2 separate regions of the Homo sapiens genome follow, and region 2 is linked to region 1. The links are chromatin loops, found by intact Hi-C in ENCODE. Cell type or tissue: CD4-positive, alpha-beta T cell. All regions are shown on one strand.

Region 1 (8,000 bases):
GTGGTTATGGAGGAACATGTTCTTATTCTCAGGGGGGATATAATTTGTATATTGGGATGGTGTCATGTTTCTAATTTACTTTTTTTTTTGAGACGGAGTCTCGCTCTGTCACCCAGGCTGGAGTGCAGTGGCATGACCTCTACTCAATGCAACCTCCGCCTCCCGGGTTCAAGCGATTCTCCTGCCTCAGCCTCCTAAGTAGCTGGGACTATAGGTGCGCGCCACCACACCCGGCTAATTTTTTGTATTTTTAGTAGAGACGGGGTTTCACAGTGTTAGCTAGGATGGTCTCGATCTCTTGACCTCGTGATCCACCCGCCTCAGGCTCCCAAAATGCTGGGATTACAGGCGTGAGCCACCGCGCCCGTCCTCTAATTTACTTTCAAACGGAAAAAATCTAGGTGAAGGTTATAGTGGTGTTCATCATACTATTTGTCAAAATTCTCTACATGTTTGAAAATATTCATAAAAGATTGAAAAAACTTCTAACCCTTGAAATCATTTTAAAAAGTACAAGAAACATCAAAAATGTATTTGAGAAAATGTGAGCTTTTTAATGTAGTATTTTGATTTTGGTTAAATAAGACATTTTGAAATGTTTTACTCGATTGTGTTAATTTAAAATTTACTTTCATAGGCCGGATTACATCTGTAATCCCAGCACTTTGGGAGGCCGAGGAAGGTGGATCACTTGAGGTCAGGAGTTCGAGACCATCCTGGCCAACATGGTGAAACCCCGTCTCTACTAAAAATACAAAAATTAGCCGGGAGCGGTGGCAGGCGCCCATAGTCCCAGCTATTCGGGAGGCTGAGGCAGGAGAATCCCTTGAATCCGGGAGGAGGAGGTTTTAGTCAGCCGAGATTGCGCCCCTACACTCCAGCCTGGCGAAAGAGTGAGATTCTGTCTCAAAAATAAATAAATAAATAAAAATAAATACAAAACTCACCCACAAAATTAAAGAAACTAAGTTTCATTACTGGCACCAGAAAACGAATCACATAGTCCCACTTCTTCATGTATTTTTCTTCATGGCATCTTTCAATCTTTATGTATAAAAATTCATGAGGGCAGGGCGCGGTGGCTAGTACCTGTAACCCTAGCACTTTGGGAGGCCGAGACGGGCGAATCACCTGAGGTCAGGAGTTCGAGACCAGCCTGGCAGCATGGCAAAACCTCGTCTCTACTAAAAATACAAAAAAATTAGCTGGGCGCGGTGGCGGGCGCCTTGTAATCCCAGCTACTCAGGAGGACGAGGCCGGAGAAAATTGCTTGAATCCAGGAGGCAGAGGTTGCAGAGAGCCTAGATGGAGCCATTGCACTCCAGCCTGGGCGACAAGAGAGAAACTCCATATCAAATAAATAAATAAAATAAATAAAATCCATGAGTTATTTTATCACATTATATGTTTATAATTTTAAGTCTTACTTTCAAATTGAAAACAGTTTAATTTTCAGTCGCTCATGTTAGGTTTTTTTTTTTTTTTTTAGACAGAGTCTAGCTCTGTCGCCCAGGCTGGAATGCAGTGACACGATCTTGGCTCACTGCAAGCTCCCGCTACCACGCCCGGCTAATTTTTTTGTATTTTTAGTAGAGGCGGGGTTTCACGTGCTAGCCAGGATGGTCTCGATCTCCTGACCTCGTGATCCACCCACCTCCGCCTCCCAAAGTGCTGGGATTACAGTCGTGAGCCACTGCGCCCGGCCTCATTTTAGTTTTGATGCAAATATAGTTAAACCCTCCCGGGTTCTCCCTTCCGGGTTCAAGTGATTCTCCTGCCTCAGGCTCTCGAGTAGCTGGGGACTACAGGCGAGCGCCACCAGGCTCAGCTAATTTTTTCTGTATTATTAGTAGAGACGGGGTTTCACTCGTCTCATGTTGGCCAGGATGGTCTCTATCTCTTGACCTCGTGATCCACCCACCTTGGCCTCCCAAAGTGCTGGGATTACAAGCATGAGCCAACGCGCCCGGCCTATTTTTATTTATTTATTCTTTTTGAGACAGAGTCTTGCTCTCTCTCCCAGGCTGGAGTACAGTGGGCGATCTCAGCTCACTGCAGCCACTGCCTCCCGGATTCAAGCGATTCTCCTGCCTTAGCCTCCACAGTAGCTGAGACTGTAGGAGCGCGCCACCATGCCTTGTTAATTTTTGTTTTTTCTGTAGAGACAGGGTTTTGCCATGTTACCCAGGCTGGTCTTGAACTCCTGAGCTCAAGCGATCCTCGGCCTGGGCCTCCCAAAGTGCTGGGAGAACAGACGTGAGCCACCGCGCCTGGCCCCCTGTGGGTGTTTTTAAAATTAGAGACACTGAGACCCCGACTGAAGAAGATAGGCCACGGGGCTGCTGTTATCTAATATTTATCAGAACTCACCCGACTTGTATGGGCAACGCAGCCCCTTTTCACTGTTCTTTTTCTTTGCAAACTCCACAGTCCTCCCTGTCGCTGCCCTACAGTACTGGTTGGAAGGTCTTTCTTCTTTGACTCTAGGTGGGGAAATCCAGAACGAGGCTTCGCCTCACCTGCCCTAATGCCCAATCTTCTACTAGCATTCCAGGCAGCGCTTTCTAGTCACGTGAGGGATACCTAACCACTGGAACTAAATAAGATGTGGGGGAACAACTGAGGTCATCACCTAAATTGCTTGATACTCTCTTTTCCAGAAGACGAGCCCCCTTTCTGAGTTTATGGCAGAAAGTGAATCCCTCCCTCCCTCCCTTCCTTTCTTTTTCTGTAAGACGGTGTTTCGCTCTTGTTGCCCAGGCTGGAGTGCGACGCCGTGATCTCCGCTCGCCGCAACCTCCGCCTCCCGGGTTAGAGCGGTTCTCCTGCCTCAGCCTCCAGAGTAGCTGGGATTACAGCCATGCGCCACCACGCCCAGCTAATTTTGTATTTTTAGTAGAGACAGGGTTTCTCCATGTTGGTCAGGCTGGTCTCGAACTCCTGACCTCAGGTGATCCGCCCGCCTCGGCCTCCTGGGATTACAGGCGTGAGCCACCGCGCCCGGCTAGAAAGTGAATCATTTCTATATTTGATTGTACGTGAAGCCCTCGGTAGTCCTTACTGACATCATGTCTCCTTTAGACTTTGATTACACTCCGTGTCCTTCATCTGACTCCTCTCTTCAGATTCCTGAGTCACGCTCTGTTTATGTTGCTGTTCAGGAGCGAACTGCGGCACCGCCCAAACACTGTGACGCCAGCGCGGGAGGAGGGCCGCGGGAGGGGCAGCGGAACGCGCAGAGGGCACGGTGCAAGCACGGGACAGCTCTGCATTGGCCAAAGGGATCCCAGGAGGCCTGGCCCTCTTTTCTCCTGAGGCTGGATCCCAACCAGCAGGAAAAGGCTGGATTTTCGCCTTTTGTATTTGTTTTGGGGCCCAACCAAGAAAAACAGTGGAGGGGGAATAAAACATGTTTAAATCTTTTTTTTGTCTTAAAACCATCTTTAATTTCACAGTCACAAAATAAAACATAACTCGAATGTTTTGATGTTTGCAGTGACATCGATTGTGAAAAAGGTTAGCCAGAAAGGAAACGCAGTGAGACAGAGCGCTCGGCCACCCCCTGCCCTGGGCGCCTGGCGCATGGGGGGCGGGGCGGGGCTCGCGGGGTGACGTCACAGCCCGACGCGCCACCCAGCTGTTTTTGTGCTCCCAGCTCTAGCGAAAAGCCGCCGGTATTTCTCCATCTGGCTCTCCTCTACCTCCAGGCAGGCTCACCCGAGATCCCCGCCCCGAACCCCCCCTGCACACTCGGCCCAGCGCTGTTGCCCCCGGAGCGGACGTTTCTGCAGCTATTCTGAGCACACCTTGACGTCGGCTGAGGGAGCGGGACAGGGTCAGCGGCGAAGGAGGCAGGCCCCGCGCGGGGATCTCGGAAGCCCTGCGGTGCATCATGAAGTTCCAGTACAAGGAGGACCATCCCTTTGAGTATCGGAAAAAGGAAGGAGAAAAGATCCGGAAGAAATATCCGGACAGGGTCCCCGTGAGTGTAGAGGAGCGGAGGGGATGGGAGGGGAAGGGCCCGCGGGGGCGGGGGCGGGTAGTCGAGATGGCTTCCCTGGGGCGCCCAGGCGGCTCTGGAGAAGGGAGGTTCCGAGAATTACTTAATCCTGAACGCCCTTCAGTGCCAGAGCCAATGGACGTCCAGACTGTAGAGCTTTTAAAACCCCGTATGCCTGGGCCCCGAACCCCACTTCAGGGCTGACGGCGTTTTGGGGGCCGAGCCGCCGTCTTCAGTGACTCAGCAACCCACACACGGTCTCAGCAGCTGAGACCGTGTGTGGGTTGCGGTGCACAAAATAGGGCCCCTGTGGGCGAGACTGGTTAGATCGGGGCCATGGATTGGCTGCCTTTAAGAACGCAGGGACATTGTGCTGTGCGGTGAGGTTTGCGCAAACCCAGTCGATTTCTGCCTTGGCTGGTTCTCCTTTAATGAAGTTGACTTTGGCTCTCATATCATTGGTCTTGGGACGAAAAGGTTCAGAAGCTATTCAGTAATTTTCTTGCATTACAGGGGGTTAGGGGAGCACAAGACAGTCCTGGCCTGGAAAACAAGGTCACGTTCTCTGCCCAACAGCCCTCTTGCCTCATCGTTCTAGGCTCCGGGGCTTGTGTGGGGACAGCCAGCCTCCTCGTGTTGATTTCTGATCACCTGGTACCTGGTCGCGATAAGGCAGGACTGAGACGTTTTTTCTCCGTTTTGGACACCGGCTTAAGTAGTTAAAACTACCGCAGGCAGTGAGTAGGAACAGAAAAGTATTAGGTATCTTTCAGCATCCGGGCGTTTTCCCCATTACCCCCTCCCCCGCCCACTTGCCTGGTGTTTCTCTAATGCAGGCTGCGCAGCCGAATTGGAGGGCAGAATATGGCTTAAGTGGTAGGGGGACCAGCAGCTGTTGGATTTTGGAAATGGAGGAGCGGAGATTTTAAAATTGTGCTCTTTATCTTCAGGTAGGAACATTAGTATTACGTGTCACATAATGGTAAAATAATTGCTGTTATCTGATGTCTTTTCTTGACTCACAGCCACTCTGGGTTTCTTCTCTAATCCTTACCTAACGTTCGTGGTTTTATAGCTACCAGAAGCCACCAGGGCCTTAGCCCAGCAGTAGAAACCTCTTGTAACCCTTTTCCTTTAAAAAGAAAAAAAAGTCATTAGGGCTCTTCATTCCCCAGGAATTACAAAAAGGTTTTCAGCTTATAGAGGGGTGAGCTAATCCCTTACTCGGGAAAGGATCCTTTACAAATTACTTTCCTGGTTTCTGGACCTTGGATACCTGAAAATTTTGCCCAGTTCTGGTGATACCAATCTTTTGAGCAATGATATTTAAAAAATACAATCAAGTTTTATTGATAGTTTACCCTAGCGGTATTATAAGTACTCAGTCTGTAATCATTGACTTACTTCCTTACACGATTACCCGTTCTACAGATGGAGTATTCAAAGCACAAAGAAATGCAGTAACTTCCTAAAGGTTTCACATTGCTGATCTGTGGTTGAGCTGGAATTCCAACCCTGTCTGAAGGACTGTGGAGCTCTCGGGTATCTTAACCTCCATGCCATATTGTTTCTCAGTTTCTAATATAGTTGTATTAACCAGAATTAATGACGTGCTGTGGACTTTACACTGTTAAGTATTGGAAATAGATAAATATTTATGTGCATTCACTCTGAATATTTTAGAGCATTCTGTTCTTTTCCTGCTCATAGTTTGGTGTTAAATGTTTTACTCCTGTGATAATTTTTAAGCCATTAAGCCTGTCACTCAGATTTCAGCTTTCCTAGGGTTATGTTTTAACCAGTGGTGAGCTGCTCCCAAGGTGACCAGTCTGTGACCTTCTTTCTAGTTATGACGCAGGTTCCTTGATTTGGTTCTAGTTCTGGGAATTCATTGCATCCTTGGGCAGAACTCTTAATCGTGCTGTGCTAGAGTGTCTTGTTTACAGAAAAGAGGGTTAGAGTAATGATTCCTGAAGCCCATTCCAGCTTGACCATTGGTGTTATTAAAGCAATGGCGTACCCTGACTGCTCGCATAACCAGAACTTAGCCCCACCAATATTTCTTCAGAGCCAGCGTTGAAAAGAAGAGGTGTGCTTGTGCCTTCAGAGAGGAAGGGTTGGTGGGATCTTGAAATTATCTTCAAAGATACAACATATCAAAAAAACTGTTAGGAACAGATTGTCTATTTTAAAAATTCATAACCCTACTGAGTATTAGTCACATTTTACAAATGAGGAAAACTGAGACCCAAAGAGGCAAAGCATCTAGCCCAGGGGTCTACCATAGTGAGGAGTAGAGCTGGGATTCCTGGAAACTTAACCTTGGTACTGGGAAACCAATATTTTAATGATTACCCCTCCCCCTTCTCTTCCTCTCCAAACCCCTCCCTTCCCTCCAGGTATTGCCCTCTGCTTTATCACTTTCTTTATCTGTCTTCCTTTGTGGTTTTTATCTCTTACTGCTAGGTGTCCGAGTTCCTTTGGGGCACAATGCTAGCCTCTTTCTGCCTTTTCCTTTTAATTCCTGGCTTACGTTACCCTATTTCAGTTTTTATTTTTAAATTTAAAATGTGATCATGTCCCTCTGGTCTTCCTGGTTCAGGATTTTTTCTACAAGAACACAAAACAACTTTTTGTTTTGTTTTGTTTTTGTTTTTGTTGTTTTTTTTTTTACTAATTTTAATTTGTTCCTTTTAATTTAAAAAGTTCAAACTCCCCCCCAAGTTAATTATGTTAGATAATTCTTTATAATTTATGAAGCATTTTCCTGTAAAATGTTATTTATTACTCACATTCACATCATATCAATACCATGACTTTGTTAAAGACGTGTTAGAAAGTTTTCTTTTCAAGCTGGGCACGGTGGCTCACACCTGTAATCGCAGTACTTCCGGAGGCTGAGGCGGGTGGAGCACTTGAGGTCAGGAGTTCGAAACCAGCCTGGCATCATGGTGAAACCCCATCTCTACTAAAAAATACAAAAATTAGCCGGGCGTGGTGGCATGCGCCTGTAATCCCTGCTACTCCGGAGGCTGAGGCAGGAGAATCGCTTGAGCCCAGGAGGTGGAGGTTGCAGTGATCCGAGATCAGGCCACTGCACGCCAGCCCGGGCGACACATGTGACACTCGACCTCAAAAAAAAAAGTTACTGGAATACTGAAGCTGAGAGAGAGGTTACGTGACCTGTTGAAGATCACACAGCCACTAGAAGTACTCATACAGTTTTTTTTTTTTCTGCGTCTTCACTTTTTTTTCTGCATTTCCCATATGTTCTAACTAAAATGACTATATTTTCTTTTCTTTTTTTTTTTTTTTTTTTGAGACCGAGTTTTGCTCTTGTTGCCCAGGCTGGAGTGTAGTGGCACGATCTTGGCTCACCGCAACCTCTGCCTCCCAGGTTCATGCGATTCTCCTGCCTCAGCCTTCCTGAGTAGCTGGGATTATAGGCATGCATCACAATGCCTGGCTAATTTTGTATTTTTAGTAGAGATGGGGTTTCTCTATGTTGGTCAGGCTGGTCTCGAACTCCCGACCTCAGATGATCCGCCCGCCTCGACCTCCCAAAGTGCTGGGATTACAGGCATGAGCCATTGCGCCCGGCAATGATTATATTTTCTAAACTAAAAGTCTAAAGCTCATGATTTTACAATAGATATTTTCTGTTTGGTAAGTTTTAGTGTATTAAAAATATCTTTTAAATTTTGATAAATCTAGTACAGAAATACATGATTTTTTTACAACTTGAACTATAGAAGTATATAACGTAGACATAAATCCCTTAAAATCCTAACAATCGAAAGCCTAAAGCTCATGATTTTATAACAGATATTTTCTGTTTGGGAAGTTTTAGTGTATAAAAAAATCTTTTATATTTTTATAGATCTAGTACAGAAATACATGATCTTTATTAGAAGTATATAATGTGGACATTGAAAATCCCTTAAAGTCCTAACATAATCAATATCTATAAATGGCTTGTTGTGCTGACATCATATTATAG
Region 2 (8,000 bases), 960 kb after region 1:
CCTACCTAGTTTACTCTCTTTGTTAGAGCAGAAGCAACATTCTCTTTTGGTCTACTGCTAACTAAAAGGAAGTAAAATTCTCAAGCTGGTTTTCAAAATGCATGCATAAATGCATGCTATATCATATTCTTCCACATGCATGGTTTAAAAAATGTCTCAATTAAAAAATAGATTCATGTATAGGTGATTTTTTATGCACCTATGAAATCTGGCCTTGTAATGAAGAATACAATAGATCTTAATAATCTGACAATTATTAAATGTGTTTCATTGTCTAAAAGAGAGGTTTGAGGGGAGAAAAAGAAAAGTCTTTCTTGAAATATGGAAATAAGAGTATATATTTAGCTCTGAGTATGTTCTGGTAAGAATTACAATGATGTCAAACTATATGTACATATTAAAGCCATGGCAAAAAACGAAAGAAAGAAAGAAGAAAGAAAGAAAGAAAGAAAGAAAGAAAGAAAGAAAGAAAGAAAGAAAGAAAGAAAGAAAGAAAGAAAGAAAGAAAGAAAGAAAGAAGGAAGGAAGGAAGGAAGGAAGGAAGGAAGGAAGGAAGGAAGGGAAAGAAAGGAAAGAAAAGAAAGAAAAGAAAGAAAGAAAGAAAGAAAGAAAGAAAGAAAGAAAGAAAGAAAGAAAGGAAAAGAAAAGAAAAGAAAAAAGAAAGAAAGAAAGAGAAAAGAAAAATTAAAGAGTTTTTATGTGGGCTTCTACTTGATTTTATTTTTTCCTAATACAAAAAAGTTTTCGTCAAGGCTTTCAAGGAGCCAAGGTTTCCCATCATATCAAGAATCTAATCTTCCACAGCATTATCAGTGAGGTCTGACTCAGCTTGCTCTTCCCAAGAATCAGAATCAGAGTGATCAGAAAGGCAGAAGGCTCCTACTATCTGGAAAAGCATCATGCCCAGCAGGCTGTTTACCATAAAGTGAATCAAATCTGCTATAAAAGCTGAAAAACAGTACATGATAAAAAGAAAATAAGAAAGATTACGACTCCAAAATCATTTATTTCCCAATGGAATGTTAATAAACCAAGGACTCCATCAGAATCATAATATTCACATAATTAATTCTACACTTTATCCAAAGGAAAAATGGCTGAGAAAAATTAGCTATTGTGAACCACCCCCACCTCCAAAAATTATCAGGCAGATAGCAAACCAAAGGGTTGAGTACTGATCAGTGTCCAAAAGGAAACGTACTTTTTTTCTAGTTTGGCATTAGCACAAGTTAATGGTGTGGTGTGAACATAAGTATAAAAATATTAAGCAGTATTAAACACAGCTGTTAAATTCTGGAGCTGGCTAACCTGATGAAAAGTCAGTTAAAGGAAGCTTCCAATGCCCAAGCCAGTCAATGCAGTTAATCTGTACAATCAAGCCATTTCCAATCATGAATTTTCTAATTTGTACAATCAAGCCATTTCCAATCATGAATACTCTAATCATGAATTCTCCTAATATCACCCTCAGCAAAAGAAGTGTGGATTAGGCATTCAAATCTAAACATCAAGGGGCAGATAAAAACTACAACCACCTAAATTATTGCTCCTATCCCACTCTCAGGTGGAAAGAAGGAAATCTTTCTTCAGCTCTAGAGCATTAAGGAGTAGGATTTGGAGCTTTGTGACTGTTCTTTGCCTATTCCCGTCCCATTGGAATAGGCCCTCAATCTGGCCATGTTATCAGTGGGTGGCTGCTATTTTCCCCACGGTCTCAGGGTGGAAGATAAGGTTTTCATGGAGTTACCCAGAAACGGAGCAAGTAGGGCGTAAAGGGTGGCACAAAAGAGGAATAGAAGACAGAATGAGTCCACATAGCTTTACATATTTGGAAATGAAAAATCCAGGACGTAATGACTCCTGTGACTCTGAATGGCTCTGTGTATTAGTCTTTCAGTTTTCAAAGGGAGTAAATTATATGTGTGAACTGAAACTATATATCTTCTCCCAGTTCTCAGAATTGATCATTTATTTTACATCGCTCTTCAGTCTCTATACCAGTATTTTAGAAGTTGTCATAAGTAATTCCTCTAAGTGCTACCTCGCTGGAGTGGTACTGGAGCAGCAAAGTAGCAAAAGAATACTAGCTGGGAACACAAAATTAATTTTTACAAATTTATCAGTGGCACGTTATTTCTACCAGTCATATAATCAGTAGACTATATAGAAACAGAGGTACTCTAGGGTACCGTACTTGTGCTCTGAATAGCTGCTAGACATGCAGTGCACGGTGCGATGTGTGGTATCTCAACAATGCTTTTCAGAACAAGACTGTAACCTTAAGGTCATGATCAGAAATCACACATTTGAATAATCCATGAATGAAGACGGTGTGTGCGATTAAAAAATACAGTGCTTTCTAGTTAAAATGGGAGATAAGTGAAGGTAATGAAATGTGCACCATTTAAATAACAAAAGTATTGTGGCTATTAGAGATTCACTGTGCTGTTACTCTAATGGTATTAAGAGTTTGGAAGTACAGGCCGGGCGCTGTGGCTCACGCCTGTAATCCCAGCACTTTGGGAGGCTGAGGCGGGCAGATCACGAGGTCAGGAGATCGAGACCATCCTGGCTAACACGGTGAAACCCCATCTCTACCAAAAAATACAAAAAATTAGCCGGGCATGGTGGCGGGCGCCTGTAGTCCCAGCTACTCAGGAGGCTGAGGCAGGAGAATGGCGTGAACCCGGGAGGCGGAGCTTGCAGTGAGCCGAGATCGCGCCACTGCACTCCAGCCTGGGCGACAGAGCGAGACTCCCGTCTCAAAAACAACAACAAAAAAAGAGTTTGGAAGTACAGAGTAGTATTCCAGCTCTTGGAGCCTAGCCACAGGTTTCACAGATGCATCTCCATGCAGAAATGGCTGAAGCTTCCACAGCTAATCTGAACTTTTTAAGGGTTTACATGGCTGGGAATATAATTTTGTATGTATGTCCTTATGTATATACGCGTGTGTGTCCACTAGTTTTTTGCTTGAATGTTTATCATTCCTGTCACTTGCAATTTAAATATTCCTAATAAATAGAAAAATCCAAAGACTAAGATTGTGATCCTTTTTATGTCTATGGTATATTATGAATACAGAGACCTTGTGCTTTTATTGGCGTAGGAATCATCTTGCCCTAATATTAATATTATGAAATCAAAAGGGTAAGATTCCTAACATCCCACATAACACAGCAGACAAACTAAAGTTTTAATCTAGCTTTGGCCCTTACAAATTTTGTGCCCTACGGCAAGTTACATCTCGCTTAGATTTTTTCATTTTAAAGTGGAACTATCTGCATGGATGTTCGTACATGCTATATAACACATCCTATTCCAGAGCCACCTACCATCAGTTGAGCTCTAAATGGTAAATGCCACAGTGAGAAGCAGACAGGAAGGGGCGGAGCGCCAGCGGCGCCCGGGGCTACGCGCCGCACTGCACCGAGCGGCGGCAGCGGCAAGCTTGGGTGTGAGCCCGGGAGCCGCTTTGCTTACCGTCCTGCCGGTCCCAGCCGTCGCTAGGAGGTCCGCGGGCCCTGCGGCAACCCTCGCTACAGACGCTGGGCGGGCGGCGACACCTGGCTCATGGCCCCCGCGGCGGCTCCGTCCTCCTTGGCCGTCAGGGCCTCAAGCCCCGCCGCGACACCCACCTCGTACGGCGTCTTCTGCAAGGGGCTCTCCCGCACCCTGCTCGCCTTCTTCGAGCTGGCCTGGCAGCTGCGCATGAACTTCCCGTACTTCTACGTCGCGGGCTCGGTGATCCTCAACATCCGATTGCAGGTACATATTTAGAGCCATGACTAAGCTAACGGCCTCCGGGGCCAGCATGATGGCCGACTCCCAGGGTCCGTTGCGGCGCGGCGGAGCAGCCAATGGCGAGCCCCACAGTCTCGCGAGAGTGCTCAGGCGCTCTTCGTGGCTGCCCTCTTAGCTGCTAGCGGAGCTCCTCAGGGGGCGGCCGGGAGCCTACAATCCCTAGAAAGAGAATACGCTGTTCCGGAAACAGAACTGCAGTTAAGACCCTCGAAAACATCTAAGAAAGTGTGCATCCTAAAACACCTGACGAATTTCAGAATGTGACAAAGCGCAGAGGATGCATTATTTCAAAACAAAACAGAAGGCTAAAATTTGCAGGAAAAAGAAAATCAGTAAACCGGGAATCCTCGGACTGGATTGTAAGCAAGATTTCAATGAATAAGAAGCTGAAGGTATTAAGGCTGTGATATAGAAGGTACATATTTCATCCCACAAGAGAAAACAATAATAATCAGAAATTTTCGGTGAAAAAAACGCAAAACTGTACAGGAAAATCATCCTCCAAGTACCAGACATAAAATGCTGCAAGCTTTTGAACTAATGGCGAGAGTGTAAGAAAATGGGCTCTACTTCAGTGATCCTGTGGCAGGACGTGGATCAAGACTTGGAACCGCAGAAAACGAAATCCCATAGTAGCACAAAGCTTGGCTGTTCAGTGAATAACATTTAAATAATCGTAAAATACAAATGTTGTTTATGGTTTTTATTGTTTAAGGGCATACTTAATTATGGTTACAAAGTGGAGTGCAAATGTTATTTACCATGTTTTAAAAATACAGCCGGAAAATACAAGTGGGAATGTTGAAGGAGGGCGGGGGAAGTAAATGGAATGGGGGTTATGTCCTTATAAAGTGGAAACTTGAAAGGTACTGTCTGTTGTTGAGTGGGGAAAGACATTTTTATTACTTACAGGGTAGCCATAAAGTTTCTAAAACGGTAATATATTAAAGAGGGAGAGTGGTAGGGGAGAACAGTATGAAGTCAACAGGAAATGGCTAAAGATGGAGAGCTCAGGTAGAATAGTTTAAAAAATGAAAATTGATAGAGTACCTGGTGTATTTGAATACAGCCTAGAGAGCTTTCATTTTCCAAAGAGTGTGGGGATAAATTAGTGAATGCATATTTTTCAAAATTAAGAAAACAGAACATATAATTTTGAACGCTGAGAAAAATAAAAATTTAAAAACTACACTGTATACACGGTATACCTCAACTGTGAATAATAGTAGTCATGTAAAGTCAGTCATAATTATGTAAATACTGAATACTGATTTTACAACAAATGATTCTATAACGCTGGGAGGATGGGAGAAAAGAGATGTGTGTGTGTGTAATGGTGGTGAGCCAATCAAGATCTGATATAGAAAAATGCAGAAAAAGGAGTATACACATGTTTTCTTCGGATTAAAAAAACTAATAATAAATCACCAAGAGTGGTAAAGTTTTAAATCAAGATCTGATATAGAAAAGTGCAGAAAAAGTAGTATACGCATTTTTTTTTTCAGGAAAAAATTAACTAATAAACCACTAAGAGGGGTAAAGTGTTAAAATAGTTGCATTGTTCTATATTCCACTCATTGTGTCCAGCAAACAGTGTTCTATGGCTTTAAGTAGTAAGCATCTTGCCCCGTCCAACACCATGTCTGGCCTAGGGTAATTGTTCTTTCTAGTCTTTATTCTTTGTCTCCAGCCAAACTCCATTTGGGCACATTCTCCTATAGCCTTTTCTACCTGAAGATACTCTGTGTTTTAAAGCTAAGCTTAGGTGGCGCTTTTTCCATTAAATTTTTCCTGGATTCCACTGACCATATAGGAGCTCACTTCTTTTAATCCATAAGGCCATTTTCATAGGTTGCCTTATTTTTCCCTAATCGTGCATCAACTGTCTGTTTTATATACCCAAGACAGGTTTCCTAGACTGCGATAAGCCAAAACATTTTAGTCTAAAATATCAGAAGTGTAGTTTAATCAATGAAATAGTAATACCAAGGGATTTAGAATCGTGGACATCACTGTTTCCCAGAGCACTGATGTCCCAATTTGTAACACAAAAGACTGTCTAGTCTTAATCCTGAAATGGTGACAGAGTAGGATGCTCCATTTGGGTGACTATGTGAACATATTCCTATAACTTTTTTCCTCACATCAGTCATTTGTTAAACCGAAGATGAAGAAACAGACTTTGTATTTATTACATCCTCCAACATAATTGGCAGCTCTGTGAGGGAAGACACTATATCCTATTCAATTTTACACCCGGTAGTAACAGTATGTGTGTGTACTGTATATATACATATATATATACATACACATATATAAATTTAAGTAGTAACTATATATGTATATATGTATAGTTACTACTTACTATATATGTATACAGTATATAAGTATATATGTATAGTTACTACTTACAATATATGCATAAAGTTACAGCTTACATTTACCTCGTAATATATGTATATATATATATTAGGAGTTAAATGTATTAGGAGGTAAATGTAAACTCTGTGGTTTATCATTTATTCACAATTGCTCTTAATTCTTGGGGTATAGTTTGCCTCCTACATGATGCAATTCAGTGAAATTCCCAGGAGACAAAACAAGATTTTGACCTGAATAAACCACTTATTGTTGTAATTCACAAGTGAGTTTATTCTTCCTGGCACACTTCCAGGTAATATCCATTAGGCTAAGGATTTTGTTTGTTCACTGTTCTATCCCCAAGCCTAGAGCACTGCCCAGTGCGGAATAGCTAATAAATATTGTTGAATGGATAGATGAATGGCAATTTTGTTGGTATGCTCTACATAGTCAGCAGTCAATAAAGGAAACATATATTCGTTCCTGATAATAAGATGATTCACTTTATTGCCCATAAATTGGGCTTTTTCAGGCCATCATGCACGTTGATTGATCCAGAGATCCCTCAAGCATGAAAAAGCAGAGACATAGGTGGTATAGTTATTATCAATAGAGATAAGAAATGTAGCTGGCAAAAAAAAAAATGGGAAACGATGCGTTACAGCTTATTTTAACTATAAAAGGAAAACAGTGAACATAGCAACATATGTAACCTAAGGGATAGGGGAAAAGTTGTTTTTTTTTTTTTAATTCTGGGTAAAAATACATGTGATTACTTGACAAATAGCATATCATTACCATCAGCATCATTTTTAAAATATATTGAGTTTTTAATACCAGGAACTATGAAAAACTATTTATATACATGAGCTCCGTAATTCTCACATATACCCTGTGAGGAAAACATTTTTATCATTTTTCAGAGAAGCAAACCGGGATTTAGAGAGGTTAAGTAAATTCCTAAGGTCATGATAACCAACCAGACCTCAAATGAATCTCCAGTAATTCCTAAAGTTATATTTCATAAGGAGTTCAATTTTCTTAAATGTGTAGATAATTACAAATAATTCTGTTTCTCAAATTTCTGGACAGAAATATTACCTGGGTAATAGTTATTTTTTTTAACATAACTATTGAGGGTCTTTCATACTAAAATATAAATATTTAACATGATTTGATATGTAAGTTCAAGTATTTTATACTCTCTGCAGCCTTAAACCTATTGGCTTATTTTATTAGAGGGTTGGTGGGATTGAGGGATATGGGAGCAAAGGGAGAGAGAGGAAAGAACGTTGTCCTCAGAATGGAAGGGAAACACTTTCCTGTGCTACCCAGAGTAGAGATCAGACAATGTTAAATTTTGAAGCCATGTCTGTTCCTGTCCTGAGGATCCCTAACTAAATTTTGTTAGAAAATCTTGCAGTTTGCTTTTAATGGGAGATCTTTCTGGCAGGACATCAATAGCTTTTGATAGCGTCAAGAAGAAAATAAAGTTACATGCAGAAGCATAAAGGGGTAGGATGAAAGTTGAGGAATATAGGGACAAAAGATGAGGGAAAGGAATATCCTAATACTTGGAAGTTTGAGCATGGAAAGTAGTCTAAAGACGACTTGGGAAGTTCCAAGAAAATGAACCAAGAAAAGAACCTCTGCAAGAACTATGAGAATTCCCAACAATTGGGTTGGATTGATTCATATTAGTCTATTACTTGGGTTACCTTGAGTGTGGGGATTCTTCTTGCAGTTTTAACACTTGTACTATGGTCTGAATGTGCCCCCCAAAAATTCACATGTTGGCATTTAACCCCCAAAGTGATGATCTCAGGAGATGGGAC

Evidence for each region. Peaks named below come from ENCODE experiments on the same cell type or tissue, not always from the same donor. Only the 100,000 strongest peaks of a DNase experiment are listed, where the experiment ranks them.
Region 2: it touches region 1 in a loop (6-fold over the local background); 9 of 110 quality-filtered maps call a loop at or near these places.

Annotation. Positions count from the first base shown.
Region 1 is chr12:10,209,238-10,217,237 of GRCh38, forward strand. GABARAPL1 (GABA type A receptor associated protein like 1) reads left to right here and starts at 3,640. Exons shown (of 4, transcript NM_031412.4): 1 at 3,640-3,982. The coding sequence starts at 3,893. GABARAPL1-AS1 (GABARAPL1 antisense RNA 1) reads right to left here and starts at 5,830. Exons shown (of 3, transcript NR_170310.1): 1 at 5,405-5,830; 2 at 4,817-5,132; 3 at 4,412-4,725. RefSeq lists an enhancer at 2,877-3,419 and a silencer at 3,513-3,772. In CD4-positive, alpha-beta T cell, no CTCF peak of the experiment used is centred here; DNase peaks (open chromatin) are centred at 3,184, 3,604, 4,294 and 6,904; H3K4me3 peaks cover 2,444 bases; H3K27ac peaks cover 1,245 bases.
Region 2 is chr12:11,167,784-11,175,783 of GRCh38, forward strand. It overlaps PRH1-TAS2R14 (PRH1-TAS2R14 readthrough), which reads right to left and starts at 3,828. Exons shown (of 5, transcript NM_001316893.2): 1 at 3,639-3,828. It overlaps SMIM10L1 (small integral membrane protein 10 like 1), which reads left to right and starts at 3,411. Exons shown (of 1, transcript NM_001271592.2): 1 at 3,411-8,000. The coding sequence starts at 3,574. The coding sequence ends at 3,780. It overlaps PRH1-PRR4 (PRH1-PRR4 readthrough), which reads right to left and starts at 3,842. Exons shown (of 10, transcript NR_037918.2): 1 at 3,639-3,842. It also overlaps a transcript of PRH1 not described here. In CD4-positive, alpha-beta T cell, a CTCF peak has its summit at 3,636; DNase peaks (open chromatin) are centred at 3,428 and 3,858; H3K4me3 peaks cover 2,039 bases; H3K27ac peaks cover 1,073 bases.